Regions from separate parts of the Homo sapiens genome. Here regions 2, 3 and 4 are each linked to region 1. A link is a contact called in ENCODE Hi-C or POLR2A ChIA-PET data. All regions are on one chromosome and are shown on one strand. Each heading gives the region's core, a stretch centred on a gene start or an enhancer-like site at or near the end of the contact. The rest is flanking DNA. Distances are from core to core; before and after follow the strand shown.

What was found. Hi-C counts contacts between places; a loop is a spot of excess contacts on that map. ChIA-PET counts read pairs that join two places held with the same protein, here RNA polymerase II (POLR2A). Pooled maps may share reads with other maps.
Region 2: a map with no recorded cell type shows a loop between it and region 1 (9-fold over the local background). The contact joins the promoter of SLC29A2 here to the promoter of KAT5 in region 1. A Hi-C loop is called at or near these places in 1 of 37 single-sample maps with no recorded cell type and 2 of 50 pooled maps. POLR2A ChIA-PET finds 5 or more read pairs at or near these places in 3 of 52 experiments (HEK293T, PC-3 and activated CD4-positive, alpha-beta T cell).
Region 3: a map of GM12878 shows a loop between it and region 1 (6-fold over the local background). The contact joins the promoter of EHD1 here to the promoter of KAT5 in region 1. A Hi-C loop is called at or near these places in 1 of 168 maps with a recorded cell type or tissue (GM12878) and 3 of 50 pooled maps. POLR2A ChIA-PET finds 5 or more read pairs at or near these places in 2 of 52 experiments (A673 and MCF 10A).
Region 4: a pooled map shows a loop between it and region 1 (2.8-fold over the local background). The contact joins the promoter of CD248 here to the promoter of KAT5 in region 1. A Hi-C loop is called at or near these places in 6 of 50 pooled maps. POLR2A ChIA-PET finds 5 or more read pairs at or near these places in 2 of 52 experiments (CD8-positive, alpha-beta T cell and activated B cell).

Annotation. Positions count from the first base shown.
Region 1 is chr11:65,707,785-65,715,018 of GRCh38, reverse strand. KAT5 (lysine acetyltransferase 5) reads right to left here and starts at 2,767. Exons shown (of 13, transcript NM_182710.3): 1 at 2,574-2,767; 2 at 2,185-2,253; 3 at 1,961-2,097; 4 at 1,516-1,671; 5 at 1,352-1,426; 6 at 1,171-1,245; 7 at 276-524; 8 at 109-198. The coding sequence starts at 2,751. RefSeq lists silencers at 2,442-2,521, 2,532-2,721 and enhancers at 2,752-3,061, 3,092-3,211.
Region 2 is chr11:66,365,892-66,373,257 of GRCh38, reverse strand. It overlaps SLC29A2 (solute carrier family 29 member 2), which reads left to right and starts at 1,498. Exons shown (of 12, transcript NM_001532.3): 1 at 1,498-1,695; 2 at 1,933-2,014; 3 at 3,726-3,889; 4 at 4,059-4,198; 5 at 4,587-4,721; 6 at 5,389-5,486; 7 at 5,710-5,794; 8 at 6,694-6,827; 9 at 7,027-7,132; 10 at 7,237-7,322. The coding sequence starts at 1,667. RefSeq lists a silencer at 1,043-1,802.
Region 3 is chr11:64,873,352-64,880,115 of GRCh38, reverse strand. It overlaps EHD1 (EH domain containing 1), which reads left to right and starts at 1,495. Exons shown (of 5, transcript NM_006795.4): 1 at 1,495-2,055; 2 at 5,598-5,695. The coding sequence starts at 1,652. It overlaps MIR10392 (microRNA 10392), which reads left to right and starts at 1,507; the gene lies at 1,507-1,593. RefSeq lists silencers at 1,109-1,668, 1,689-1,738, 2,589-2,658, 6,190-6,380 and enhancers at 2,819-2,918, 2,582-3,358.
Region 4 is chr11:66,312,440-66,319,303 of GRCh38, reverse strand. CD248 (CD248 molecule) reads left to right here and starts at 2,260. Exons shown (of 1, transcript NM_020404.3): 1 at 2,260-4,810. The coding sequence starts at 2,277. The coding sequence ends at 4,550. RefSeq lists enhancers at 1-258, 2,815-3,511 and silencers at 2,062-2,331, 6,854-6,864.

The sequences.
Region 1 (7,234 bases), core at 1,518-4,017:
AAAAATGGGCTGGACTGATCTGCTGGCTTGACTGGTCAGTGTTTACCTGAGCAAGAAGAAGCTGTCATTTGATTCACCCCAGCGCCTCACTGCCTCTCAAGCACTAACCTTGTTCTTACGTCCATCAATCTCAAAGAAGGAGATGGTGCCCTTGCGGTAAATCTCATTGCCTGGAGGATGTCGTAGGTCACACTTGGTCTGGGGAAGAGAGGAGGATCAGGAACAAGGGCAACGTGGAGGGTGCTGGGAAGGCAGCCTCCCTGGACCCCTCATACCAAATGACGCTGAAGACACTTGAGACTACGGCCGTACTTGAGGCAGAACTCGCACAGGTAGAGGACAGGCAATGTGGTGAGTTCCTGTGGGTACGGGGAGAAGTACCACGGCTTGAGGCGGTGCCGGCCCAGCTCAATGCACTCAATGTTCTTCATCCGGGTGACGATGTCGTCGTGGCTTCGATCAGACACCAGGCTGCCAGTCATGCGTGGTGCTGACGGTATTCCATCAGAGCTGTCCTGGGAGTCCTGCCCAGGGCCAGTGGAAAATACCAGGTTGTAAGAGACAGCTCAGCAGGACACCACAGCTCACAGCCCTTTGACAGGTTTCCTTCAAGCCTAACAGCAACCCTAAGGGGGAGGTACCATGATCCCCAATTTCCAGATAAAAAACCTGAAACCCTAAAGGATCGATGATGTGGAAAAGATCACCCAATGACCCCATTTTTTAGATGGAGTCTCAGTCTGTCGCCCAGGCTGGAGGGCAGTAGCGCGATCTTGGCTCACTGCAATCTCCACCTCCGGGGTTCAAGCAGTTCTCCTGCCTCAGCTTTCCGAGCTGGATTACAGGCACCCGCCACCACGCCTGGCTAATTTTTGTATTTCTAGTAGAAACAAGGTTTCACCATGTTGGCCAGGCTGGTCTCAAACTCCTGACCTCAGGTGATCCACCAGCCTTGGTTGGACTCCCAAAGTGCTGGGATTACAGGTATGAGCCATGGTGCCCGGCCCCAATGACTCATTTGAACAATGTTCTGCCTGTCTCCTAATCCCACCAACACTAGCTCTGCCCACCACCCCTTCTTTATTTTTAAACTCATCACTAAATAACTCTCCACCCTGCCTGCATCCCTTCCTTTTCACCCAGTTCCCTTCTGCTGCTCCCCAGACCCACCTCATCAGTGCCCAAACAATTCGATTTTCGCTTCCGTCCTGGCTGGGCTGCCACTGCCCTACGGGCGGCTCCATTCTGCCGAGATAGTAGGAAAAGAAGGGATGGCTGTGAAATGAGCCTGAAAAAAGCCACCAGAGAGTAGAAGAGAGGAAGAGAACAAGAGATGGTTTGGGGAACTCACCTGGGGAAAAACCGAGGCCGGGGCTGTCTCGCTGGGCACTGGAGTTGCTGGTGAAACCACCTCCACCTTCCGTTTCTGCAGAGAGAAACCAACAAAGGTGGGTCAGAAGGTAGAGAAGGTGGGACCTGAGAAGAAAGCAAGGTCCCTGGAATTGCTGAGGGTACCGTTGAGCGGTGGTTGGGCTGCAGGCAGGAGCTGGAGGAGAGCGGCTGGTCAGGCTCGCCACCGGGAATGGCCTCCCGCTCCTTGGGCAGGTTGAAGCGGAGTGTGATCTGGACCGGGATTGGCAAGGTCTTCCCGCTGGCCTGCGCCGAGGCCGGCTGTAGAGATAGGTCCAGGGTCTTCCTTTGGGGCGGGGATGGCAGTGGGATGGGGAAGGGGAAGAGGGGTCCCTCACCTCAAAATTATCAAACCCCACCCTCGCCTTCTGAAGGACACAGGACTAGCTACTGGACTCTGGGAGCTACATGTGCAATTTGGCCCCCATCCTTTGCAAGATGAAGTCAGGGTGAGAGGGAGCCGCCTCCTGCCCATCCAGGAGCTCCTAATGCCAACAGACAAGAGAAATAGGAGGCAGGAGAGAAAAGGTGAAGTGGGGGACCTACTCACCACCTCTCTCTCTGGAGAGCCAGGACGGGACCCAGGAAGTCCGTTCTTAGTGGGGGTCTTGGCCTCTTTCTTGGGGAACTGGATCTTCTTTAGGTCCAGCCGCTCATGCGTCACCCATTCATCCAGACGTTTGTTGACTGTAGCAGTGGGGATGGCTCAGGACAGAATGCCAAAGACTGTCCCCCAACCCTACCCTGATGCCCCACCTCAGGCCCAGAACTCACAGTCAATGTAATGGACGTAGAAAAGCTTCCGGCCACTGATGTCCTTCACGCTCAGGATCTCGGCCAGGGCTATGAGAATAGCATAGACAGGGGCCTTAGACAGGCCAGGCTATGAGACTCCACCCTTCCACGACCTGAACTCCACCCCCAGGCCGGATCCCTAAGCTCCAGCACTTAGGTCTCTCCTAAGCCTCCTTCAGTCACAAGTGCCACCCCTTTCCAGGCCCCGCCCTGTACCTCTCGGAGCAGCTAAGAGCCACGCCCCTTCATCAAAGTATCTGCGCCTCGCCCGCCCCATAATTCCAGACGCCCCTCCCCATCCCGGGATTTCAGTTGACTCCCGCCCCTCGCCCTCAGGTTCCTTAGTCCCGCCCCCCAACGTCACTCACGCCACTCATCTTCGTTGTCCTGGTTCCGCCGCAGCACGGGTAGGCGGCAGCCCTCGATTATCTCCCCCTGGGGAGACAGCGCGACGCCAGGGTCGGCTACTGGGGGGCCTCGGGCTCTACCCACCTCCCCTGGCTCCCTCCGCCCCGCCCCGGGCACCGGACTCACCACCTCCGCCATCTTCCCTCCCTCCACTGCCACTTCCGGCCCCTCTGGGAGACGTCACTTCCGGGACCGAGCGCCCTGTGGGCCCGGGCCTCACGAAGCCCCTGTAGAGGGGGACCTTTGAGAGACACCGCGACCCAGCTGCGAGGGGCAAGACTGCCCCTGTGACTCGGGGGAAAACGGAGTGTTACAAGCCTCAGGCCGAGCCCTAGGTGGAAACCCCATAACGTGCACAGCCAGTGGCGGTCTACTGAGTCCGTCACGTGACGCCCACCGGGTGCGAAGCTGGTCACGTGTATGCGGAGCGGGTCACGTGGCAATACCGTTTTTGGCTTTGTCGGAGGGAAGTCCTCGGGCGTCTCCTTGTGGCGGCGGGAGGTGTTGCCGGGAGTCAACTGGGCGCGAGAGGCTGGAGAAAGGAAGTGGCCTTAGAAGGGTTCGAACGCTCCCCCAAGTCTGTGGACTTCATTCCGTAGGCAAGAGGACTCAGGGAAGATTCCTAGCTTTATTTTGTATATTAGGCTTTTTTAATTTGTATATATTTATTTTTGAGACGGAGTCTCGCTCTGTCGCCAGGCTGGAGTGCAGTGGCGCGATCTCAGCTCCCTGTAACCCCCGCCTCCCGGGTTCAAGCGATTCTCCTGCCTCAGCCTCCCGAGTACCCAACTAATTTTTGTATTTTTAGTACGGGCGGGGTTTCACCATGTTGGCCAGGATGGTCTAGAGCTCTTGACCTCGTGATCCGCCCGCCTCGGCCTCACAAAGTACTGGGATTACAGGCGTGAGCCACCGCCCTCAGCCATATTAGGCTTTTTTTTTTTTTTTTTTTTTTTTTGAGACAAGGTCTGGCTCTCTCGCCCGGGCTGGAGTGCAGCCAGCGAGGCACAATCTCCGCTCACTGCAGCCTCCCCCTCCCGGGATCAAGTGATCCACCTCAGGCTCTCTAGTAGCTGGGACTACAGGCGCGCACCACCAAGCCTGGCTAGTTTTTTAAAATTTTTGTGTAAACAGGGTTTGGAGACTGGGCATGGTGGCTCACACCTGTAATCCCAGCTGCCTCCAGTCTAATCATGAGAAAAACATCAGACAAATCCCAATTGAGAAACATTTTACAAAATACCCCATGAATACTCCTCAAAACTGTGAAGGTGTCACCGGTGGAGGGTGTACAGGTTCTTGGCATCTAAAATAATGGGACAAAACGGCTGGGCGCGGTGGCTCACGCCTATAATCCCAGCACTTTGGGAGGCCGAGGCGGGCGGATCACGAGGTCAGGAGATTGAGACCATCCTGGCCAACACGGTGAAACCCTGTCTCTACTAAAAATAAATACAAAAAATTAGCTGGGCGTGGTGGCAGGCGCCTGTAGTCCCAGCTACTCGGGAGGCAGAGGCAGGAGAGTGGCGTGAACCCGGGAGGCAGAGCTTGCAGTGAGCCGAGATTGCGCCACTGCACTCCAGACAGAGCAAGACTCTGTCTCAAAGAAAAAGAAAAAAAAAAAGAATTGGACAAAATGCACAAAGCAAGGAAGGAATGAACGATTTATTGAAAATGAAAGTACACTCCAGTGTTGGGGCCGGCTGAGCATAGGTGCTCAAGGGCCCAGTTACAGAATTTGTTGGAGTTTAAATACCCTTTGGAGGATTCCATTGGTTATTTGGGATATGCCATATGTAAATGAAGAGGATGAAGTAAAGTTACAAAGTCATTTAGGGTGTACTCCCTAAGGAGAGGATATTTCCTGTCATAACTGAAGTGTGAATCAGCCTTATATGTTCCCTGCCTCCAGACCCTATTTTCCTGCCTCAAAGGTGGCTGAACATGGTGGCTTACGCCTATAATCCCAGTGTTACAGGAAAGGGGTCCCCATCCAGACCCCAAGAGAGGGTTCTTGGATCTCGTGCAATAAAGAATTCAGGGCGAGTCCAGCACTTTGGGAGGCCAGGCAGGTGGATAACCTGAGGTCAGGAGTTCGAGACCAGCCTGACCAACATGATGAAACCCCATCTCTACTAAAAATACAAAAATTAGGCAGGCGTGGTGGTGCGCGCCTGTAATCCCAGCTACTCGGGAGGCTGAGGCTGGAGAATTGCTTGAACCCAGGAGGCGGAGGTTGCAGTGAGCCAAGATCAGGCCACTGCACTCCAGCCTGGGAACAGAACAAGACTCCGTCTCAAAAAAAAAAAAAAAGAATTGAGGGCGAGGCCATAAAGTGAAAGCAAGTTTGTTAGGAAAGTAAAGGAACTCAATGCTGGTTGCCCATTTTTCTGGTTATTTCTTGATGATCTGCTAAGCAAGGGGCGGATTATTCATGCCTCCCCTTTTTAGACCATATTCGGTAACTTCCTGCCGTTGCCATGGCACTGGTAGGAGTGCAGCAGTGAGGACAACCAGAGGTCACTCTGGTGGCCGTCTTGGTTTTGGTGGGTTTTAGTTGGCTTTCTTACTGCAACCTGTTTTATCAGCAAGGTCTTTATGACCTGTATCTTGTACCGACCTATCTTATCTTGTGACTTAGAATGTCTTAACCGTCTGGGAATGCAGCCTAGTAGGTCTCGGCCTCATTTTACCCAGCTTCTATTCAAGATAGAGTTGCTCTGGTTCATGCAACTCTGACACCGAGGCAGGCGGACAACTTGAGGTCAGGCGTTCAAGACCAGCCTGGCCAACATGGTAAAACACCGTCTCTACTAAAAATACAAAAGTTAGCTGGGCACGGTGGCATCCGCCTGTAATCCCAGCTACTCAGTCAGCCAAGATCGTGCCACTGCACTCCAGCCTGGGCAACAGAACAAGACTGTGTCTCAGAAGGAAAAAAAAGAGGCCGTGCGCAGTGGCTCGCTCCTGTAATCCCAGCACTTTGGGAGGTCAAGGCAGGAGTTCGAGACCAGCCTGGCCAATATAGTGAAACCACATCTCTACTAAAAATACAAAAATTAGCTGGGCGTGGTGGCATCTGCCTGTAGTCCTAGCTATTCAGGAGGCTGAGGCGGGAGAATCGCTTGAACCCAGGAGGCAGAGGTTGCAGTGAGCCAAGATTGTGCCAGTGCACTCCAGCCTGGGCAACAGACAGAGACTCCATCTCAAAAAATAAATAAAATAAAATAAAGAAAGAAAAGAAAAAGATGTTGCTCAGGCTGGCCTCAAACTCCTGCCTGCAATCCGCCTGCCTCAGCCTCCCAAAGTGCTAGGGCCACCGCACCCTGCCATTGTTTTGTATATTAGGTTTCTTTTTTTTTTGGTCCAGTGGCTCACGGCTGTGATCCAAACACTGGGAGGCTGAGGTGGGAGGATCGCTTGAGCCCAGGAGTTACAGACCAGCCTCGGCAACAGAGCGAGACTCTGTCTCTACAAAATTTTTTTTTTTTAATTAGCCAGGCGTGGCGGTGGCCCTCGCTTGTGTTCCCAGCTACTCAGGAGGCAGAGGAGGGAGGATCGCTTGAGCCTAGGAGTTCCAGGCTGCAGTGAGCCGACCACTGCACTCCACCCTGAGTGACAGACAGACCCTGTCTCAAAATAAATAAAGACCTCTTGCCCTTAGGGCGCTTACATTTTTGGAGTTTGGGAGAGAAGAGGACAGGTATAGATTGTCCACCCTCAGCAATGTCACCATCCCTGCTGGGCCACATGCAAAGTGGATAGCAAAGAGAAAGACAGGACTCACCCTTCTACGTTAGCTCAGAGTTTTGGCTGGAAGGGTGTTACAAAAGTGTTTGCTTGAGAAAACTAGCGCCTCCTCAGACTGAGTCATCTTCAAAATAGCACTTGCTTTCCATTCTAAATGTCACCAGCACAGAGGACCCCAACTCCATTTTGCCATTTTCAGCAGAGTTTGCAGAATTCACGGAGACACATGGGTTGCTTTATCATAGGGACAATCATGGTAACACCTAGAGATGATGCACTTGGGGGTCGGGCATGGTATTCAGCACATGATGGGCATCCAAAAATCAATAGGTCTTCTTAACCACTAATAGTGTGCTTAAAGATTTTCAAATATCCTTCTTATGCCCATTGTTGCAAAAACGCAACATGTCTGATAGTGCTCTGCCCCCATCCCCCACATCCCTGATCAAGGTATCTCACACATATACCTGCAACTTTGTTTGGGGCTTCCCCTGGCTGCAGGAGTACGTCCAGCCTATGCATCTGGAAGGCCAGAAGTGTGACGAGTTAACACCTCCTGAAGCAACTCTCAGCCAATGCCTGATGGGAGTTGGAGGGTAAACTCCCTTGTCTGTGGGGTGAGACCACTCTGAGGGAGGGCTGACTTTTAAATTTAAAATGTTTTTAGATACATTTCATATATATTTTTCTATAAATGCATATATAGTCTTGATGGTTAATTTTAAGTATAGACTGGGTTATGGGGTACCCAGATAATTGATTAAACATTATTCCTGGGTGTGTCTTTGGGGTGTTTTCAGATGATATTAGCATTTGAATGGATAGATTGAGGAAAGCAGAGGACCCTCCCCAGTGCAGGTGAGCATCATAG
Region 2 (7,366 bases), core at 249-2,748, 660 kb before region 1:
TAAATAAATTGATTTTTCAAAGAAAAGTTGATATCATAATCATAAATAGGAAACCAGTATGAGTAGCCCTGAAAATAAAGTTGCTATAAAAATAAATATAAGAAAAATACAAGTTAATAACTTTTGATAAAATTGTCAGCAGACCCTCTGAGGCTAACTGAGGGGAAGGGATGGGAAGGCAGATTAAGAAGTGTTAGCAACCTGTTAACACCCTTGACATATTCAGAGGCTTGAAAGAAAATGGGAAGAATAACTTTCTCTTTCGGTGTAATTTAATGCTGTCTCTGTTCTCCCTAAAATCACCTGCATTTTACTGCAACCACCCATTTATCACTCAACGGCGCTAGATGCTGCCAGTAAACCAATGGACCAGATAAGCACAGCCTCTGCCCCTACAGACTCTCAGTCGGCTGGAGGAAAAACATAAGCAACCTGGGAATGGCTATAAAATGTCATTGCTTAAGAAAATAGTTTGTGGCCGGGCGTGGTGGCTCACGCCTGTAATAGCAACATTTTGGGAGGCCGATGCGGGCGGATCACCTGAGGTCAAGAGTTCGAGACCAGCCTGGTCAAAAGATGAGTTCGAGACTAGACTGGCCACCTCTTCAGTAGAGCTGGTGAAGCCCCGTTTCTACTAAAAATACAAAAATTAACCGGACGTGGTGGCATGCGCCTGTAGTCCCAGCTACTCCTGAGGCTGAGGCACCAGAATCGCTTGAACCTGCCTGGGAGGGGGAGGTTGCAGTGAGCCAAGATCACGCCACTGCACTTCCGCCTGGGCGACAGAGCGACACTCAGTCTCAAAAAAACTAGTTTGTGTTTTGGAGCCTCTCACTTCTCCAGCGTCCCCGATACGCCCGGGGATTGCAGAGAACCCACACCTATTCGTAGATTATGAGAGTAGGAGCAAATTAATGATTTATAGTCTTTTCAAATTTTTTTTTTTAACAGAAAAAGAGTAGGGAGTTGAAAGTAATGCTGTTTTTTTCCAGGCACTCCCGGGGACCCAGCGCGGCGAAGCCCGCCAGGATCGCGGGCGACCTGTGGCAGCTCTGGTTCCCCCGCCCGGGCCCGGCTCGGGTTACGCTCTGGGCGGGGACTCCGCAGCGGCTCCCTAGTTAGGGGGCGCCCCGGTGGGTTCCAGCTTTAGGGGTCGCAGGAGCGGCTCTGGCATCACCTCGGAGCTGACGAAGCGGGAAGAGCCCCGCACCAGTGCTGCCCCTACAGAGCTCTCGGCGGGGGGTGGAGGTGAGGTTACACCTCGTCCCTACCCCCGCCTTCCCCTCCGCCGCAGGGATCCGGGACCCGCCCCCGCGGAGAGGACGGGGGGCTGCGGGGAGGGGCTGTGCGGGGAGCGGGCGGGTTCCGCAGGCCCCTAGGTGGGGCGGGGCCCGAGCCAGAGTCGAGTCCCTGAGGCGGGTGGGGGAAGGAGAGACGGGTGGCGCGACCCTCTGTCCCCGCCTCGGGGCGGAGCCCAGGTCCCAGCCTGCGGAGCGCGAGACACGCCGAAATCCGCCCGAGGCTACCTGTGCGACTCCAGCCGCCCTGCACCGGAATCTGGGGAGACCCGCCCCCCGCCCCACCGGTCTGCGGCCCTCCGCCCCAGCGCAGGTGCAGGTGCGGCTTCTCTGCCCCTTTCACCCCAGGCGCATCCGCCGCGGCGGCCATGGCGCGAGGAGACGCCCCGCGGGACAGGTGAGTGGGCCCGGGTGCGTTGCAAGTGGCCGGGGGCGTTGCAGACCCGCTCCCTGAAGGCGCTCCGAGGCTCAGAGAAGACCGGATCGAACTACAATTCCCATCAGCCGACTCCCTCGGCCGCCGGAACCGGGGTGATCGGGGTTGTAGTCCGCTCCGGAGGGGGTGGCCTGGGAGGCGGGAGGGCCTGCGGAGGCGGGTGCGTCCTCGGGGTGACCTTCCCACCGATCCCCACAGCTACCACCTGGTCGGGATCAGCTTCTTCATCCTGGGGCTGGGCACCCTCCTTCCCTGGAACTTCTTCATCACCGCCATCCCGGTGAGACTCCTGGCGGCGTGGCAGCCTCGTGGCCACAGCCAGCACCCCTCCCTCCAGCCCTTTGGATGAAGCTTAGCGGGCGCTTCCTCACCGCGCACCTGTGACCCCTCGTTGAGCTCATTATGGGCTGAAGCTCGGAGAGGGGAATGCTTCCCCCGTGGCTAGGAAAGTAGAACTTCAGCAATGCCCACATCTCAGAGGGGCAAGGCCACCAGCCCACAGGGTCTGGAATGAGCAAAGGCGCTGCCACCCCTCTCTGTGTGTCGTTATTCCTGAGTCAGTCACCCCAAAAGTCGGTTATCGAACGTTTGATTTTCTTTGAAATACCATGAATTTCATTCATTCACTCATTCATTCAACAAACTTTTTTTTTTTTTTTTTTTTTGAGACAGAGTCTGGCTCTTTCGCCCAGGCTGGAGTGCAGTGGCGCCATCTCGGCTCACTGCAAGCTCCGCCTCCCGGGTTCACGCCATTCTCCTGCCTCACCCTCCCGAGTAGCTGGGACTACAGGCGCCCGCCGCCACGCGCGGCTATTTTTTTTTGTATTTTTAGTAGAGACGGGGTTTCACCGTGTTAGCCAGGATGGTCTCGATCTCCTGACCTCGTGATCCTCCCGCCTCGGCCTCCCAAAGTGCTGGGATTACAGGCGTGAGCCACCGTGCCCAGCCTCATTCAACAAACTTTTAATGTGCATCTACTGTGGAGCAGGCACTGGGGACACAGGAGGAAACAGCAGGGAGGCTCTTCAGGGAAGGCAGAAATGTGGGGTTTGCATTGTCTTTGGGACCGGGTTATTCATCTGTATTCACTGCAACAACTTTGCAAATGCTTCTTGGGTACTGGCTCTGTGCTGGGCCCTGGAAACCCAGAGATGAATCAGCCCCTGGGCTTGAGAGCAAGAGGGGGCCAAAGAGCTATTAATAATGTAACATGATGCGTGACATTCCAGGCTTGCAGCAGAGTGCAGTGGGTCCCCAGGGGAGGGAGAAAGTTCCTTCTGCTTCATGGAAGAGGAGATTTGTAAATTGGGAGTAGGGTAGGCAAAGTGCATGTGGAGGGGTGTGGTCAGTAGGGCATTCCAGGCCGAGGCGACAGCCATGCCAAAGGCAGGCAGGCAAGAGACGATCAGCCTGTTTAGAGGGAGATCCACAGCCAGGGCTGCCTGGAGCTTAGCAGGATGGAGCAGAAGATGGGGCACAAAGGGAGACTAGGATCTGATTCTGAAGAGCTGTTCCATTTGGGGCTTTGCCCTGCAGGCAATAGGGAGGCATGAATCGGGGTGTTGAGGAGTGAGGAGGTTAAGCAGAGGAGTGGCAGGCTATGTGCTCTAGAGAGAATGCAGTTGTTCAGCACCTAGGCCAAAGCCTGGCTGACAGTAGGCGCTCAATAAATACCCGTGGAATGAATGAATGTAGCAGCTGCTGCAGGAGTGGGGATGGGGGCTGGAACCAGGGCACTGAAGAGGAGGGGCCGTCCAAGGCTGGATCGAGGCTCTTGCTGGGGGCTCTTAATGCTTAGGCTGTGTCCCAGACTTCAGCCATTTAACTCAGCACACATTCATGGAGCTCCGACTGTGTGCCGGCTGCTGGGAACAGAACAAGGACAAGGCAGACAAGTCCCCACAGACATTAGAAAGCAATCACAAGTGAGGGGGAAGGCAGCGGGGGAAGGCTGAGAGGTGCTGACCCTCCACCACCTCCCCACCTGGCAGTACTTCCAGGCGCGACTGGCCGGGGCCGGCAACAGCACAGCCAGGATCCTGAGCACCAACCACACGGGTCCCGAGGATGCCTTCAACTTCAACAATTGGGTGACGCTGCTGTCCCAGCTGCCCCTGCTGCTCTTCACCCTCCTCAACTCCTTCCTGTACCAGTGGTGAGAGGCCTGCCCTGGCTCCTGCGCCCTCTGCCGAGGCAGCTTCATTGAGGCCCTCCCCTGCGCCCCCTGCCCCCCAGCCCTACTGCCCAGCCCCAGGTGTCGAGCCTCCTTCCCCAGCCCCCTCTGGCCTGGGCCCCACTGATGCACTCTGCCTGCTTCTGAGCAGCGTCCCGGAGACGGTGCGCATTCTGGGCAGCCTGCTGGCCATACTGCTGCTCTTTGCCCTGACAGCAGCGCTGGTCAAGGTGGACATGAGCCCCGGACCCTTCTTCTCCATCACCATGGCCTCCGTCTGCTTCATCAACTGTGAGCACCTCCACCCCCTCTCCAGCCAGCCTATGCAGGGCTTCAGCCTGGCCTCATCATTGAAAGGGCCCAGCATATCCGAGAAGGGCAGACAGCATCATGGTCGCTCATATCCCTGGTGAAGAAACTGAGGCCCACAGGGAGGGGAAGAGTCACTTGTCCGGTGACCTAGGAGCAGGCCTCCTGGTCAACAGCCCCACAGACCAATGGCTGCACCTCAGAAGAGGACTGAATAGCGGGTGTTGCCCCCGAGTGCTCAGAGTCCCTAGGGAAGCTCACACCTGCGCAACCTTGTCCAGAGTCCCCTGTGTATCCTGCCGGCACCTCCTCCAGGGAGCCTCTGAGTCTTGCCTAGTTGAGCAGCAGCCCCCATCCCTGTCCTCCACAGCCTTCAGTGCAGTCCTACAGGGCAGCCTCTTCGGGCAGCTGGGCACCATGCCCTCCACCTACAGCACCCTCTTCCTCAGCGGCCAGGGCCTGGCTGGGATCTTTGCTGCCCTTGCCATGCTCCTGTCCATGGCCAGTGAGTGCACTTGGGTGGCTGGAGGGCTGGGGTGGCCTCTGAGGTTTGGGGAAGAGAGAGGGCATGTGAGAGCAAGACACATGGGTTCTGGGTGAAGATGGAGGTAAGCAGGTGATATGGAAATGGGGATTGGGTCTGGGGCTAGGGAGTGGGGCTCATGGGCCCTGCAGTGAGGAGTAATAACCAAGTGAGGACTGGGTTAACTCAGGGACAGGGGCAGGATTCCTGGGGCTAATACTGGCATGTGGCAGCAGGTTGAAGTTGAAGGATAAGGGGATGGGTTTGGGATTCAGATAGTCTTGGGTTTGAATCTGCTTCACCGCTTACCAGCTAGGGGTGTTGGACAAGGCTTGTCACCTCTCTGTGCTAGCTTCCCCACCGACGTGATTGGTATAGCTCCCTGCTCAGATTGTAATGAGCATGCAATGAGAGAAGGCTACTGGCACATAGTACGTGCTCAACAAAAATGACACATGGGGAAAGTGAGAGAAGTGCAGGGCTGCTCTGGGGCCCTGTACAAGATTCCCATTTGTCAGTGAAGGGAGGAGCGGAAGAGGCTGGGAGTGGGTCTGAGAAGTACACAATGGGAAGTGGGACAAGAGTTGGAAGCCCCGTGGGAGCCGGCGGGACCAGGTGCCTCTCTTCTGCAGCTGAAGTTCCTCCGCAGGTGGCGTGGACGCCGAGACCTCTGCCCTGGGGTACTTTATCACGCCCTGTGTGGGCATCCTCATGTCCATCGTGTGTTACCTGAGCCTGCCTCACCTGGTGAGCCTGCTGTTGGGCTCGAGGCCCCACCTCAAAGCATCTTGGATAGAGTCCTGAGCCTGAGGCCCTGAGAGAGGCCAGGGGAGGTGGAGGAGACCTGGTCTCAGCCCTGACCCCCAGAGAAGACACTGAGGGGCCCCAGCCTCCAGGCCAATGGTATGGGGAGGGATCCAGACACCTCAGGCAAGCCAGGCAGGCCCAACACTTTCCTGTCCTTCTGCAGAAGTTTGCCCGCTACTACCTGGCCAATAAATCATCCCAGGCCCAAGCTCAGGAGCTGGAGACCAAAGCTGAGCTCCTCCAGTCTGGTAAGCCCTGAGACCCTCCTGGGGAGGTGGGAGATGCAGAGGAAGCTAGAGCCACCTCCCCTGGGAAGCTGTTCCATCTGTTCCCAGCCAGAGCCCACCCCTAGTAGCCTTGTGCAAACAGGAAGATCATGAAGGGAAGTTGGTAGGATTAAAGTCATCCCTGCTGTTGTTTGGGCCTCAGTTTCCACCTCTATAAAATGGGGAGGCGACAGAGGTTCCATGCATGCAAACTTTGGATCCGAAGACCTCTGAATTGGAATACTAGTTTCACAACATCCCAGCTGTGTGGCCTGAGACAAACCACTTAGCCACTGCACCCCTCTGAACCTCAATGTGTCATTTGTAAAGCAATGGTAATGAGATAATCCATCTAAGGTGCTTCGCTCATCACCCGACCCATGCACGCGCTTCCTGGTAGCTATGCATATTTCCATCATGAATTCCCTTCGCCTGCAGCCTCAGCTTAGGCTGGAGGAAGATCACCTTTTTTTGTTTTGGGGTGAGGGGGTTGTTGTTATTTTGAGTCAGGATCTCACTCTGTCACCTAGGCTGCACTGCAGTGCTATCACAACTCAACTGCAGCCTCGACCTCCTGGGCTCAAGTGAGCCACCTCAGTCTCCCGAGTAGCTGGGACTATAGGTGCAGGCTGCCATGCCCGGCTAATTTTTTTATTTTTGTAGAAATGGGGATTCACCATGTTGCCCAGGCTGGTCTCGAACTCCTGGGCTCAAGCAATATGCCCGCCTCGGCCTTCCAAAATGTTGGGATTACAGGCGTGAGCCACCATGCTGAGCTGAGGATCACTTGTTTTAACTGCTGGGAATCTCCCTTCGTTGGGCCTGGCTGTCGGGAAACCTGGGTCACAAGCATGACCCTTCCCCGTCCCCCCTCACCCCAGATGAGAACGGGATTCCCAGTAGTCCCCAGAAAGTAGCTCTGACCCTGGATCTTGACCTGGAGAAGGAGCCGGAATCAGAGCCAGATGAGCCCCAGAAGCCAGGAAAACCTTCAGTCTTCACTGTCTTCCAGAAGGTTTGGCTTGGATACAGCCCCCAACCACCATCTTTGGGGAAGAATGGGGCTCACATTGACTCCAAGGTCATAGGGTCACAGTGGGTCAGGGACACAGCTGGGCCAGGCCCCAAGTGTCCTGCTCCCACATGGGGCTTGGGCAAGAGGGTGGGGCCCTGGGACTGCCCTGCCTGCTCACACCCCTGCCTCTGGCTCCCAGATCTGGCTGACAGCGCTGTGCCTTGTGTTGGTCTTCACAGTCACCCTGTCCGTCTTCCCCGCCATCACAGCCATGGTGACCAGCTCCACCAGTCCTGGGAAGTGGAGTGAGTGTCAGGGTGGAGAAGACGGCAGGGCAGGGGGTACAAAGGGGAGAGGACGGGAGAGGGGAGTTGGAGACCAGTATGAGCTGCAGCCGTTTCCCTCCCAGGTCAGTTCTTCAACCCCATCTGCTGCTTCCTCCTCTTCAACATCATGGACTGGCTGGGACGGAGCCTGACCTCTTACTTCCTGTGGGTAAGCACACCAGGGCTGGGTGATCCGATGTTTTAGGAAGCAGT
Region 3 (6,764 bases), core at 246-2,745, 830 kb after region 1:
TGCAGGCAGGGTTGGAATTACTTATCCGCTCTCCAATGGTTAGGGAGCAAGAGGGGAGGGCAAGGGAACTATCTATTCCCTCGGAAGGGATCTTACAAGCGGTAGGCGAACAAACCTCCCATCGTGTCCTCTCTAGATTCCACCACTCAGTTCCCCTGAGATATCCCCCGTTCTCAGATTTGAGTTCCTGCCTCTTCCTCTTAGCCTACCAGCCCAAGTTATCCCCTGATACAGGCCCCTAGCCCTCCAGGCTTCCACATCTCCCAGAAGCGAGGAAGTTGGACCTGAGGCTTTCAAAGTCGCAGGTTCAATTCAGATCTCTTTAAGAGCCCCCAGGGTCCTGCTACCACAGGTTGGTGTCTTGATACTGGTTACATAACAATCAGTCCCCAAAGCTCTGACATCACCCACTGAAGATTCTCACCAGCCTGGACAGCCAAAGGGGTCTGTGTGTGGCCGGGGAGGATGGCGGGGGAGTGAGCCCCATGGAACAGCCAGGAACTGGTAAGGGGAGGTAGGGCACAGATCCCAGTAAATGATGGTAAATGGTGGTGACCCCGAGAGGAAAGTGGAAGTATTTGGGTTTTTAAACTTCCCCCTAAATTCCCACAAGATTTCATTGTTGCCCCCACACTTCCCCTCTTCCCCACATAGGGAATTTCCGATTTCACTTCCCAATACGCAAGTGGCCAGAGAGCCTCAACTTCCTCCTCATGCCCTCCCTGCCTTGCCCCAGCTATAGCCTTTGTGGGGAAGCCTTCTCTTCTCCCGCGCGAGTCCGGTGTCACCCATGTCCTCCCTCGCTTGCGTCCCTCTCCCATTCCCACCCCGTCGGCCTGAGGGGAGGTCAGGCCTCTCGCTGCCCATTTTTCTTTCCCCAGTCACCAGCCCGCCCCGGATTCTCTACTCCCTCAGCTTGCTCTGCTACCACTTTCCTGTCTCTCCCTCTCCCAAAGCAGATAAAAGATGAGGGGACAAAGACAGTGTGTGTCTGGGAAGCTGGGCTGAGAGGAGGAGGTGCCGCCGCCTGGGGGTACTCCGATGCTTCCGGGGATTCCGAGCCAGCTGGAGGACCGCACGTGGCGAACGGCGGGCGCGGCGCGTAGTCAGGGAACCAGGGTGCCTGACTGGGTGTCTCGTGGAGCCATCCCGCGGGGGTGTGGGGGGGCCACGGTGCCGGAAGGCGCGCGGCCCAGAGGCCGTCTCCGCCGAACGCCCGCTCCTCGCCTTCCTAACCGCAGCACTTTCGCGAGCCTCCCTACGAGGGGCGGGGCGAAACAGGTGCGGTTGCCACGGCACCCGGACCACAGCCTCGCGAGATTTGGAATCAGCCAATGGGGGCGGGGTAGGGGAAGACGTGGCACCAGTCGGAGGGGCGGGGCTGGGAGGGGCTCCTCCCTACCGCCCCCAATTCCGCCCTGCCCCCGCCGCGGCGGCGCTAGCCGCCACTGAGGGACCGACCCTATAAAGGCCGCTCCGCGAGGGGTGCGCAGCATTCGGCAGAGGGCGCTTCGACGGGCTGGGCTGTGCGCCTGCGCAGTGTGGGTCGCTCCCGATTCCCTGCCCCGGCCGGCCCCGCCTCGGCTCCGCACCCTCGCCCCGCTCTCAGCCGCCGCTCTGCCCCGCAGCAGCCAGCCCCGTGTCCGGCAGTATGTTCAGCTGGGTCAGCAAGGATGCCCGCCGCAAGAAGGAGCCGGAGCTCTTCCAGACGGTGGCTGAGGGGCTGCGGCAGCTGTACGCGCAGAAGCTGCTACCCCTGGAGGAGCACTACCGCTTCCACGAGTTCCACTCGCCCGCGCTGGAGGACGCTGACTTCGACAACAAGCCTATGGTGCTCCTCGTGGGGCAGTACAGCACGGGCAAGACCACCTTCATCCGACACCTGATCGAGCAGGACTTCCCGGGGATGCGCATCGGGCCCGAGCCCACCACCGACTCCTTCATCGCCGTCATGCACGGCCCCACTGAGGGCGTGGTGCCGGGCAACGCGCTCGTGGTGGACCCGCGGCGCCCCTTCCGCAAGCTCAACGCGTTTGGCAACGCTTTCCTCAACAGGTACCCACCCATCACTCCAGGGGGCGGGGGGCGCGTCCGGGGCACACCCCTCACTCGGAGCCTGACCCTCCCGTGGCTGTCGCCCCGCCGTCCTTTGTCTCCGAGGCCCCAGTGAGACCCTCAGTGACCACTCCCTGGTCCAAGGGCCCTGCCCCTTCCCAGAGTAAACCCACTGGGGGTCTAAGAGTGGGCGTTGTCGGCTCCCCCAGCTTCTGTCCTCCCCAGAATCTTCCAGGGTAACCACCAAGCCCTCCTGCAGATCCCAGCCCCACTCCCCTCAGCAGCAGGGCCGCAGTAGGAAGCTGAGCCATTCCTGCGCTCCTTTTCTTGGTCTCCACCTCCGTCCCGCAGGCTGGATGCACCTAATTCACGGAAATCAACCCTCCCCTCCCTGTCTTCTTAAGTGTCAATAGCAAAACACAATGAAACTTTTAGCCATTCCCTTCTCTGGTGCGGTGTGGGTCTGCTCTGCCTCCCCTGGGACGGTGGTTTTGTGTAGGAGGGAGGAGGAGGATCGGCTGTGGCTTGCTGACTTTGGGGCAGCCCCTTGGAGGCAGGGGACAGTTGAGGTTCGAACACTTCTCCCAATGGCAGCTCTCAAGAGGTCAGTGCTGCCCTGAGGGGTTTCAGGAAGCAGGATGAGGTGGTGGCAGTGGGAGCCCTGCAATGAGATTCTGGCCCTAAGCCCTTCTGTGCACTGAGGGACAGAATCTGAGGTTCCTTCACCCACTTGGACCTCACTTTTCCAGTTAAGTGGCCTCTGCACGCGAGGAGAGTGAGCTCCAGGACTCTGCCTGTCTCAGTGCTGTGAATGAAACACAGTGCTCCCGCCCCTCAAGGAGTGCAATGCCCAAGCTCACTTTTCTCCAGAGAAACTCGAGACATGCCCGTCCCAACCCCCAGGCGACATACCAAAGTACTTCACAGACCCTGTCCTCCCTGCCACCCCACGTTCACGGACTCCACATGCCTTTCATAATTCTGCACCAGCGAAGAGCCTCTGAAGGAATCTTTGAATCCTGCCTTCCAGGTCCCCGCCCTGCACGGTCACATTCCTTTCCAGACGCCATCCAGCTGTGCAGGGCAGCTTGCCCTAGAGCCAAGCTGGTGGCCAGGCCTACTCCAGGCACAGAGCTGACCTTCAGCAGGGTCTGTTCACTTCCAGGCATTTCAGCCCGCCCTCCTGTTTTACGGCTGTTGATGTTTGTCTGTCAAGGCCAGGTTGAGTGCAGCCCTTTGGGCTAAGGGTCCTGAAGAGGCGGAGTCCTCTTCACTTTCCTTGTGAGGGCACACCTTTTTTGAAAGGAGAGACATGGCACAGGACCAGTTTTCTGAATTTGGAAGCCTAGAGTTTCAGAGCTGGAAGGATCTTAGACATCATCTTGGCAGCCCCCACCTGACTGGTTCAGGAAACCGAGGTTCAGAGGGTCTGGCTGATGTGTGGAAGTCACCCATTAGGTCAGCCAGCACTGACTGCCTGGCTTTTGCACAGCCAGTTACTGCTTTCTGCTGCTTCTACCCGAAAAAGAGCAATTCGAGATTGCTTTGTCCGAGACCGGTGCTTTGATGACATTGGTGCCACAGGATCTGAGAGGTGGCACACGTTTATTTCCTTCTTGCTGCCACCTCATCTCCAGAGGATCCCTGATCACTGATGGCCCTGCCGAAAGGGCCCTATCAGCCCACGCTGAGGCCCAGAGCTGTGCCAGGATGTGTAGTGTGGGGAGTGAGCCCGGCGAGGAGGGTGCAACAAAGGAGGCTTTTCTCTGGCTGATACAGCCTCTCCCAGCTGAGTCTTGAAGAGACTCATTGAGTCGTGAACTTGACTTGCCGGCCTTCTCCCCCTATGTGGCTGCTCTAAGAATAAAATCAGCTGGAGCAGACCAAGGCAAGGTGCAGTCAGGGTGTCTTAAGAGTGTCTTGCAAAAACTTATTGCATAACTGGGACTGCCACTTGTGCGAGATGAAACCTGTGCGTTCTTGGTGAGATGGAATCGGAGGCATCTTTGCTGCTTCCCCTTTCTTGTTTTCTGCCATATACCCTGGGCTCTGCAGAGCAACTGGTTTCTGGGTCCTATAGATATTAACTCACTTTCTGGGCTCATTTATGAGGCATTTTTATGTATGTGATTTCCCAGAGCCAATTCTGCTTCCCATCCTTCTATTCTGTAATCATCTCTCCAGCGCCTCCTGTCCCCAGCAGGAAGGCCAGGACTGGCCTTCATGCATTGCTACTGGCACTGGCGAGAGTGAGGCCCACGTTTTGCTCGCCCTGCAGGTCAGCTGGTCTTGCTCCACTGCCTTGCAGAGCACCCCTTGCCCTGGCCAGCTGCCCTCTGCCCGTGGGCCCCTGGTCACTGGGGGATGGGGCCAAAGGGAGAAGCTGATCGGCTCAGAGTCCTCCCGTCTGTTGGAAAGGCAGCTTCAAGTCTGTGTCCTACAGATAATGGGTCAGTCTTTTCTTTGCTCTCACTACCTTTTTCAGAGAAGTTTTTTGTTTGTTTTTTTGAGACAGAGTCTCGCTCTGTTGCACAGGCTGGAGTGCAGTGGCGCACAATTTCGGCTCACTGCAAGCTCCACCTCCTGGGTTCGAGCAATTCTCCTGCCTCAGCCTGCCGAGTAGCTGGGACTACAGGCGCGTGCCACCATGCCCAGCTAATTTTTCTATTTTGGGTAGAGATGGAGTTTCACCATGTTGGCCAGGCTGGTCGTGAACTCCTGACCTCAAGTGATCTGCCTGCCTTGGCCTCCCAAAGTACTAGGATTACAGGCGTGAGCCACCACGCCTGGCCTTTCAGAGAACTTTTCAAAGGAGCTTTTTCTGCGTCCAGTGAAGGATCCCTGCTCTCAACTGAGACTGCCCCTTGCCTTTCTGGGCTGTTCTAAGCTTAGTGTGAAACTCAGATATGCGTGGCTGAGCCCTGGCCCGCAAGTCGCCAGCCTCTCCACGGCTTTGTTCTTCCTCAGCCTGCTCGGACTTTCAGAGAATGGCGCGTCTGTGCTTCTCCGTCCCACCGTCTACCAGCCTGTGTGGTCCCCAGCTTTTGCCAGCCGTCCATTTCAATTCCCTCACCCAAGCGGCTGGTTGAAAGGGCAGGGCTGGCCCTAGCAGCAGTAGGAAGCGGCCAGCTCTCTTCAGTGTGGAGATTTAGCCAAGTGCTGGAGGATTCTGAGATGGGATTTCAGCGCCCCAGCGTGACCTTCTGCTTCCCCTCCGAACTGAATGGTGACCTAGGCTTGCACAGTTTTCACTAACAAGTCAGCAGCTTGAAAGTTGACCTCTCAAACTCTAGGGGAAAAGTGTGTGAGGAAGTGCTGATTTGGGTCAGTTTGAGCCTGCTGGTTGCATTCCCAGTTGAGAAAGTCCATACGATTTGCCGGCCACCCCGGGAAACTAAGACGATAGAAAACCACCTGTCAGTTCCCCGCTGCTGGAGAGGAAGCCAGAGATGGAGCGAAGGAGTACAGAGAGCCCTTTGTTGTGTCCGGAGCAGTGATGACTGTGTCTTGACGCCTCTCTTCTGGCTCTTGCTCTCATGTAGGTTCATGTGTGCCCAGCTGCCCAACCCCGTCCTGGACAGCATCAGCATCATCGACACCCCCGGGATCCTGTCTGGAGAGAAGCAGCGGATCAGCAGAGGTAAACAGCTGTGACCACAGCTCGGGCTGCTGGTGTTGTCACACATCCTTCTCTCTAAGATCTGCAACTTGGTTCAGATGCTGCCCTTGAGATTTCTCCTTTTTTTTTTTTTTTTTTTTGACGGAGTCTTACTCTGTCACCCAGGCTGGAGTGCAGTGGCGCGATCTCAGCTCACTGCAACCTCTGCCTCCTGGGTTCAAGCGATTCTCCTGCCTCAGCCTCCTGAGTAGCTGGGACTACGGGCATGTGCCACCACGCCCGGCTAATTTTTGTATTTTTCGTAGAGATGGGGTTTCACTATATTGGCCAGGCTGGTCTCGAACTCCTGACCTCATGATCTGCCCGCCTTGGCCTCCCAAAGTGCTGGGATTACAGGCGTGAGCCGCCACACCTGGCTGCCCTCGAGATTTCTTCCAGTCTCAGCCTTTCTAAAAAAAAAAATGTGGCCGGGCACGGTGGCTCACACTTGTAATCCCAGCACTTTGGGAGGCCGAGGTGGGCGGATCACGAGGTCAGGAGATTGAGACCATCCTGGCTAACACAGTGAAACCCCATCTCTACTAAAAAATAGAAAAAATTAGCTGGGCGTGTTGGTGGGCGCCTGTAGTCCCAGCTACTCGGGAGGCTGAGGCAGGAGAATAGCGTGAACCCAGGAGGTAGAGCTTGCAGTGAGCCGAGATCGCGCCACTGCACTGCAGGCTGGGCGACAGCGAGACTCCGTCTCAGAAAAAAAAAAAAAAGTGTCCGAGTAAGAACCCATTTTACATCAGCCTCCCATCTCCACAGTGCTCTGTGCACTGAGAGGGCGGGAGCTGCTTTCTTTCTTGGCTCCCTGGGCCTAGGCAATGGGAGCAGCCATGGTGAGACCACAGCCAATCTTATGTGGCTGTCATGCTTTTGAACCCCTGGGGCATGCTGGAAACAACAGGATCAGAATCGGGCCATGCTGTGAGGGTGCAGGAAGCATTGCTGACTCTGAACAAGCCCCTGGTCCCCAGAGCTTATTAGCTTTAGTCTGTGTTTAACAGCCTTTGCCCCCCAAAGCCATATACATTCCTCACACGTCCAG
Region 4 (6,864 bases), core at 1,011-3,510, 600 kb before region 1:
ATGGTCAAGGACTCTGGTACTTGAGCTGAGCCCTGGAGAAGGTAAAGAAGCAGAGCATTTTTATATTGGAGGAAGAGCATTCCAGGCAGCAGGAACAGCCAAGACCAAGGCTGTGAGGCAGAGTGTCTGGAGCATTTAAGGAACAGCAATGAGGCCAGAGTTTGGAGGCAGATGACATAGACCAGGAGGCCATGGCAAGGACTGTGGCCCTTCCTCTAAGCGAGATGGGGGGCTCAGAGGGTTCTGAATGGAGAAGTGATCAGATCTGACTTGGATTTTGAAAGGATCCCTCTGGCAGGATGGAGAGGGCAAGAGAGACACCACGGGAGAGGCTGTTGGGGAAATCTAGATTGGCGTTGCTAGCCACCTGGGCCGGGGGTGGGTGGCAAAGAAGGTGTCCAGGAGTGGTCAGATTCTGGATCTCTTTTGAAAGTGAAGCCAACAGGATTTGCTGAGAGACTGGATGTGGGCTGTGGGAGAAAGAGAGGAGTCAAGCATGACCTCAAGGTTTGGGGCCTGAGCCAACAGAAGGATGAACTCCTCCATCTTGACTTTTGTCTCCTGAGAAGGGGAGTCATTCTGTGTGCTTCACATGTATAGACCTTGTAAGAAGGAACTTCCAGGCATATGGCAAGAACTTCCTAAGCCCTGGTTCTCGAGGGGCTGGCTGGGTCTGCAGGGCCAGCCTAGGCACTGTAAGGTGGTTTGCAAAAACGCACCCTGGTCTCCACCCACCACATATGCTCAGAAGACAGGAACATTTGCTTCAGGCTCCACAGCTGACAAAGCACATTTGCAAACACTGAGCGCTGTGACGCAATATCTCAGCCCTGCTGAGCTAAAAATCCTGGACTCATTGCCCTCATGTTGCAACTGAGAAAAAAGGAGACCCAGAGAGGGCCAGTGACTCCCCTGCAGTCACAAAGTCGATCCATCTGTGGCAGAGGGGGAAGCTGCATCAGGGCAGTTTACTGAAGGGCGGAACCTCTCCCCCACCTCCCCACACTGTTTCTAACTTCTGCTAAGAGTGCAGCGGGTGTGCATGGGTTAATCCGCCAGCCAGCTCCCCAGAGGCCATCCTGGATGATGGGCTCAGTGCACATGCCTCCAGAGGCCTCCAGGAAGGGCGGGAAGAGGACCCTGGCCAGGCCGAAACAGCAGGCCCCGGGGGCAGGGAGGGCTCCACACACGTGATGCCTGTGTCACATATACACATATATGTCACTGTGTGCCCCATGCCCATACATGGCCTTGCATGGGTCCCCTCACAGCCTTCCACATCCTGCGTGCAGCCCAGCCCCCACCCAGCCCCCTAAACCACGCACCCTGCCTTCCTGACGCAGGAGCCCAGAGAGGCATTTCCTGTTTAGGGGCTGCCTCCTCCCCCTCTAAGCCCAGGTTCCCAGGGCCCCAGGCTGAGCTGGGGTGAGGGGAGGGCAGCCCCTGGCCCCCTCACTCCCCCAACACCCCCACACGCTGGCCCAGCTGGAACCAGAAAGCTTGAGTATAGGGGGAGAGGCTGACGCAGGGGCTCAGTAAATAAATGAGAGGCTGAGGATGCCTGTGCCTGGGTGACCAAGCTGTTTCCATTCAGGCCGAATCGGAGGTCTTCATATGTCAGGCCATGTAGAATGCCACACCATTTTTGTATGTGCACCTAGGGTCTCAGCATGTCAGAATGTGTGTACGTGTGGCAAGGGAGTCATCTGCAAGCCAGCATAGGTCCACGGTGAGGTGAAGGGACAAACAGCTTGGCAGAGAGTGCACTCTTGCATGGGGTTGGGGGTGGGGGAGGCGCATGCGCGCGTCTGTGGGGCAAGAAAGGAGTGGGCATGAGGGTGTTCCCGTGCATGGCGAGCAGCTGGGCTGAGACTGCTCCCGGGTGTGATGGGGCTGCTGTGTCCAGATTTGGGTCTCTGAGTCTCTGGGAAGCGACCTCACCCCACAGCCCCGAGCCCCAACTTGAGGGTCACAGAGCTCGGCAGGCAGGCTTTTCCCACCCCCTGACTCTCAGCCCCATGGGGCCTGGGGCAGCCGTCAACTGCGCCTTCTCCCCTCCTCCGCCCCCAACCTTAGAGCCCCCCACCCCACTGCTTCCTGCTCTAGCGGCCCCCGGGGAAGAGGGAGCAGGGAGCTGGCAGCCGCCCCAGCCCACTCCTTACAAGGCCTGAGCCCGGCCCCAGGCCCGCCCCCGGCCCGCCCGCAGGAGGCCCCAGGCCCTCCCCCTGTCAAGAGCTGCCGCCAGCCCGGGGCCGGACCAGTCCGGGGGCATCGCGATGCTGCTGCGCCTGTTGCTGGCCTGGGCGGCCGCAGGGCCCACACTGGGCCAGGACCCCTGGGCTGCTGAGCCCCGTGCCGCCTGCGGCCCCAGCAGCTGCTACGCTCTCTTCCCACGGCGCCGCACCTTCCTGGAGGCCTGGCGGGCCTGCCGCGAGCTGGGGGGCGACCTGGCCACTCCTCGGACCCCCGAGGAGGCCCAGCGTGTGGACAGCCTGGTGGGTGCGGGCCCAGCCAGCCGGCTGCTGTGGATCGGGCTGCAGCGGCAGGCCCGGCAATGCCAGCTGCAGCGCCCACTGCGCGGCTTCACGTGGACCACAGGGGACCAGGACACGGCTTTCACCAACTGGGCCCAGCCAGCCTCTGGAGGCCCCTGCCCGGCCCAGCGCTGTGTGGCCCTGGAGGCAAGTGGCGAGCACCGCTGGCTGGAGGGCTCGTGCACGCTGGCTGTCGACGGCTACCTGTGCCAGTTTGGCTTCGAGGGCGCCTGCCCGGCGCTGCAAGATGAGGCGGGCCAGGCCGGCCCAGCCGTGTATACCACGCCCTTCCACCTGGTCTCCACAGAGTTTGAGTGGCTGCCCTTCGGCTCTGTGGCCGCTGTGCAGTGCCAGGCTGGCAGGGGAGCCTCTCTGCTCTGCGTGAAGCAGCCTGAGGGAGGTGTGGGCTGGTCACGGGCTGGGCCCCTGTGCCTGGGGACTGGCTGCAGCCCTGACAACGGGGGCTGCGAACACGAATGTGTGGAGGAGGTGGATGGTCACGTGTCCTGCCGCTGCACTGAGGGCTTCCGGCTGGCAGCAGACGGGCGCAGTTGCGAGGACCCCTGTGCCCAGGCTCCGTGCGAGCAGCAGTGTGAGCCCGGTGGGCCACAAGGCTACAGCTGCCACTGTCGCCTGGGTTTCCGGCCAGCGGAGGATGATCCGCACCGCTGTGTGGACACAGATGAGTGCCAGATTGCCGGTGTGTGCCAGCAGATGTGTGTCAACTACGTTGGTGGCTTCGAGTGTTATTGTAGCGAGGGACATGAGCTGGAGGCTGATGGCATCAGCTGCAGCCCTGCAGGGGCCATGGGTGCCCAGGCTTCCCAGGACCTCGGAGATGAGTTGCTGGATGACGGGGAGGATGAGGAAGATGAAGACGAGGCCTGGAAGGCCTTCAACGGTGGCTGGACGGAGATGCCTGGGATCCTGTGGATGGAGCCTACGCAGCCGCCTGACTTTGCCCTGGCCTATAGACCGAGCTTCCCAGAGGACAGAGAGCCACAGATACCCTACCCGGAGCCCACCTGGCCACCCCCGCTCAGTGCCCCCAGGGTCCCCTACCACTCCTCAGTGCTCTCCGTCACCCGGCCTGTGGTGGTCTCTGCCACGCATCCCACACTGCCTTCTGCCCACCAGCCTCCTGTGATCCCTGCCACACACCCAGCTTTGTCCCGTGACCACCAGATCCCCGTGATCGCAGCCAACTATCCAGATCTGCCTTCTGCCTACCAACCCGGTATTCTCTCTGTCTCTCATTCAGCACAGCCTCCTGCCCACCAGCCCCCTATGATCTCAACCAAATATCCGGAGCTCTTCCCTGCCCACCAGTCCCCCATGTTTCCAGACACCCGGGTCGCTGGCACCCAGACCACCACTCATTTGCCTGGAATCCCACCTAACCATGCCCCTCTGGTCACCACCCTCGGTGCCCAGCTACCCCCTCAAGCCCCAGATGCCCTTGTCCTCAGAACCCAGGCCACCCAGCTTCCCATTATCCCAACTGCCCAGCCCTCTCTGACCACCACCTCCAGGTCCCCTGTGTCTCCTGCCCATCAAATCTCTGTGCCTGCTGCCACCCAGCCCGCAGCCCTCCCCACCCTCCTGCCCTCTCAGAGCCCCACTAACCAGACCTCACCCATCAGCCCTACACATCCCCATTCCAAAGCCCCCCAAATCCCAAGGGAAGATGGCCCCAGTCCCAAGTTGGCCCTGTGGCTGCCCTCACCAGCTCCCACAGCAGCCCCAACAGCCCTGGGGGAGGCTGGTCTTGCCGAGCACAGCCAGAGGGATGACCGGTGGCTGCTGGTGGCACTCCTGGTGCCAACGTGTGTCTTTTTGGTGGTCCTGCTTGCACTGGGCATCGTGTACTGCACCCGCTGTGGCCCCCATGCACCCAACAAGCGCATCACTGACTGCTATCGCTGGGTCATCCATGCTGGGAGCAAGAGCCCAACAGAACCCATGCCCCCCAGGGGCAGCCTCACAGGGGTGCAGACCTGCAGAACCAGCGTGTGATGGGGTGCAGACCCCCCTCATGGAGTATGGGGCGCTGGACACATGGCCGGGGCTGCACCAGGGACCCATGGGGGCTGCCCAGCTGGACAGATGGCTTCCTGCTCCCCAGGCCCAGCCAGGGTCCTCTCTCAACCACTAGACTTGGCTCTCAGGAACTCTGCTTCCTGGCCCAGCGCTCGTGACCAAGGATACACCAAAGCCCTTAAGACCTCAGGGGGCGGGTGCTGGGGTCTTCTCCAATAAATGGGGTGTCAACCTTACCCAAGGCTTCTGACCCCCACTGGTGCTTAAGGGAGGTTCTGGGAGGACTCAGCAAAAAGGAGGGGATCTTCCTTCAGTTTGTCTGAGTCCTCAAAGAGATAAGGTAAGATCCCTTTAAGGGAGGGTATGCCTCAGAGATTCTCAGGGAAGCAGGAGCCCAGAGAGGGCAGAGCCTTGCCCAAGGTCACACAGTTGAGCCCAGCAGTGGGAGGTTTGGCATGGGGAGAATTTCATATTTATTCCTTATTTTACCAAAGCTCCAAGAAGGTGGGGCTGAATCTGGGGGACGGTTGTGGAATTAGGGCATCTGCTGAACCGGACTGGGGTTTAGGGGTCAAAGTAGGCTCTGGGGCTGGTGATTCAGAGGAGTGAAGGAGGGGTCTAGTGGGTGAGTTGCTCCTTTCTTCAGACACTTCCCTTCCCATCCCTGTAAGCTTCGCGGAAGTTGGGGGCTGGGGCTCAGGGTAACTCAAGGGGACTGCCAACCCCTGGTTTGTGGGTGCTCTTGGAGGCATTCCTCCGCTTGCTCCGGGGAGGAGGCTGGGATGGGAAAGGCCGGGAACCTGGGAGAGATCCCATGCTAACTGCTTGGACAGCCGCAGGAGCAAGGCCTCCTTTTGCCAGGGCCGCACGTTGCTCTTGTCCATGTTGGCTGGGGGTGGTGGGGGACAGACAGAGCTCAGCAGACCTGAGCTTGAGCGAGGGCTCCGGCTGCTCAGGACTGAAGTGTCCCAGGAACTGGAGGGCCTGGTCAAAGATCACAGCCTGGTGGGAGTGACCTCCCTCATTTCGTGCTCACTGCCTTGGGGGGCGGGGGTGAGACCTGGGGAGGGGAGGCGCCAGTTCCCACCGCCTCTGTAATTTTTCAGTTACAGCCTCTTGGGGGCCTCTAATTAGGACGGGGCAGAGCCGCCACGACCACCCGGGCAGGCGAGGAGGAGTGGCCCAGCGCCCCCTTCGGGCCTGGACCTGAGCTGGAAGGCTGAGCTGGGCCCCAGGGAACCAGGAAAGGAGGGGCCGGAGCTGGGGATGAACCAGGGGGTCGCGGAGGGGGCGGAGGGAACGCTACGCACCGCCCCCGGTCCCCGCTCTCACGTTCCCCTAACTCAAACCAGACGTCCCCGCCAGATCCTGCACAGCTTTAACCTCGGAGACGCCGTCGGGCAGGTTTGCTGGATGCCAATGAGGGTTGCGAGGCGGCCCAGACGGCTGAGTCTGGGAAGGAGGTGAGGAAGCCTGGGGAGCGACAAGGCCTGCAGAGACGGGATGGTCTGGAGTCCCCTCCGTGACCTCGGGTAGGGATCTAGAGCGCCTCGAGGGCAGGAAACAGTTAAATACACTGCAGTCGGAGGCGGGGGATGGGAGTGGGGAAGGGGGCCCAGAGCCGGCTCTTTGTCATCTGGTAATGAGCACCAGATGCGGAGCTGCGTGCGGGCCTAAACAGACGGCCTCCCAGGGCAGAGCCCCGGCCTGCGCCCAGCCCGGGCTCAGCCCACTTACTCGCAGGCCCCGCCTCATTCGGGCGCGGCGGCGAACTGCATACTCCAGCGGTATCAGCCCGGACCTGGGAGCTACGAGCCACGCCTACTCGCTGCAGAACAGAAGAGAGCCCCCGGGAGCTCTCCAGAGGCCCCGCCCACAAAGCCACAAGCCCCGCCCCTGCCAACTCAAAGATTCCAGCAGCGATTGTGCCCGCCCCCTGCCCTCTTGGCCCCGCCCAGTCCCCCGCCCACAACCTACAAGCCCCACCTCCTCCGCTCGGCGCGCGCAGATTGGCGGAACTATTAGTCTCGGCTTCTAGGAGGTATGAACTTCGCCCCGAGTTTACACATTCTCTTCACGCGGCGCTACAGGCCCCGCCCAACACAACTGCAAGCTTCGCCTCACAGAGCCCTGGACACTGCAGGGAATCCCTCAGAGGTCTTAACTCTGTTGGGGGATGATGTAAACTCCGCCCTCCAGGGAAACGTGTGAAGTTCCCCTCAACCTCCTCTTCAGGCTCCGTCCCCAGCTACAAGCTCCGCCCCCTCTCAAGCTCACAAAAGTGGAAGAA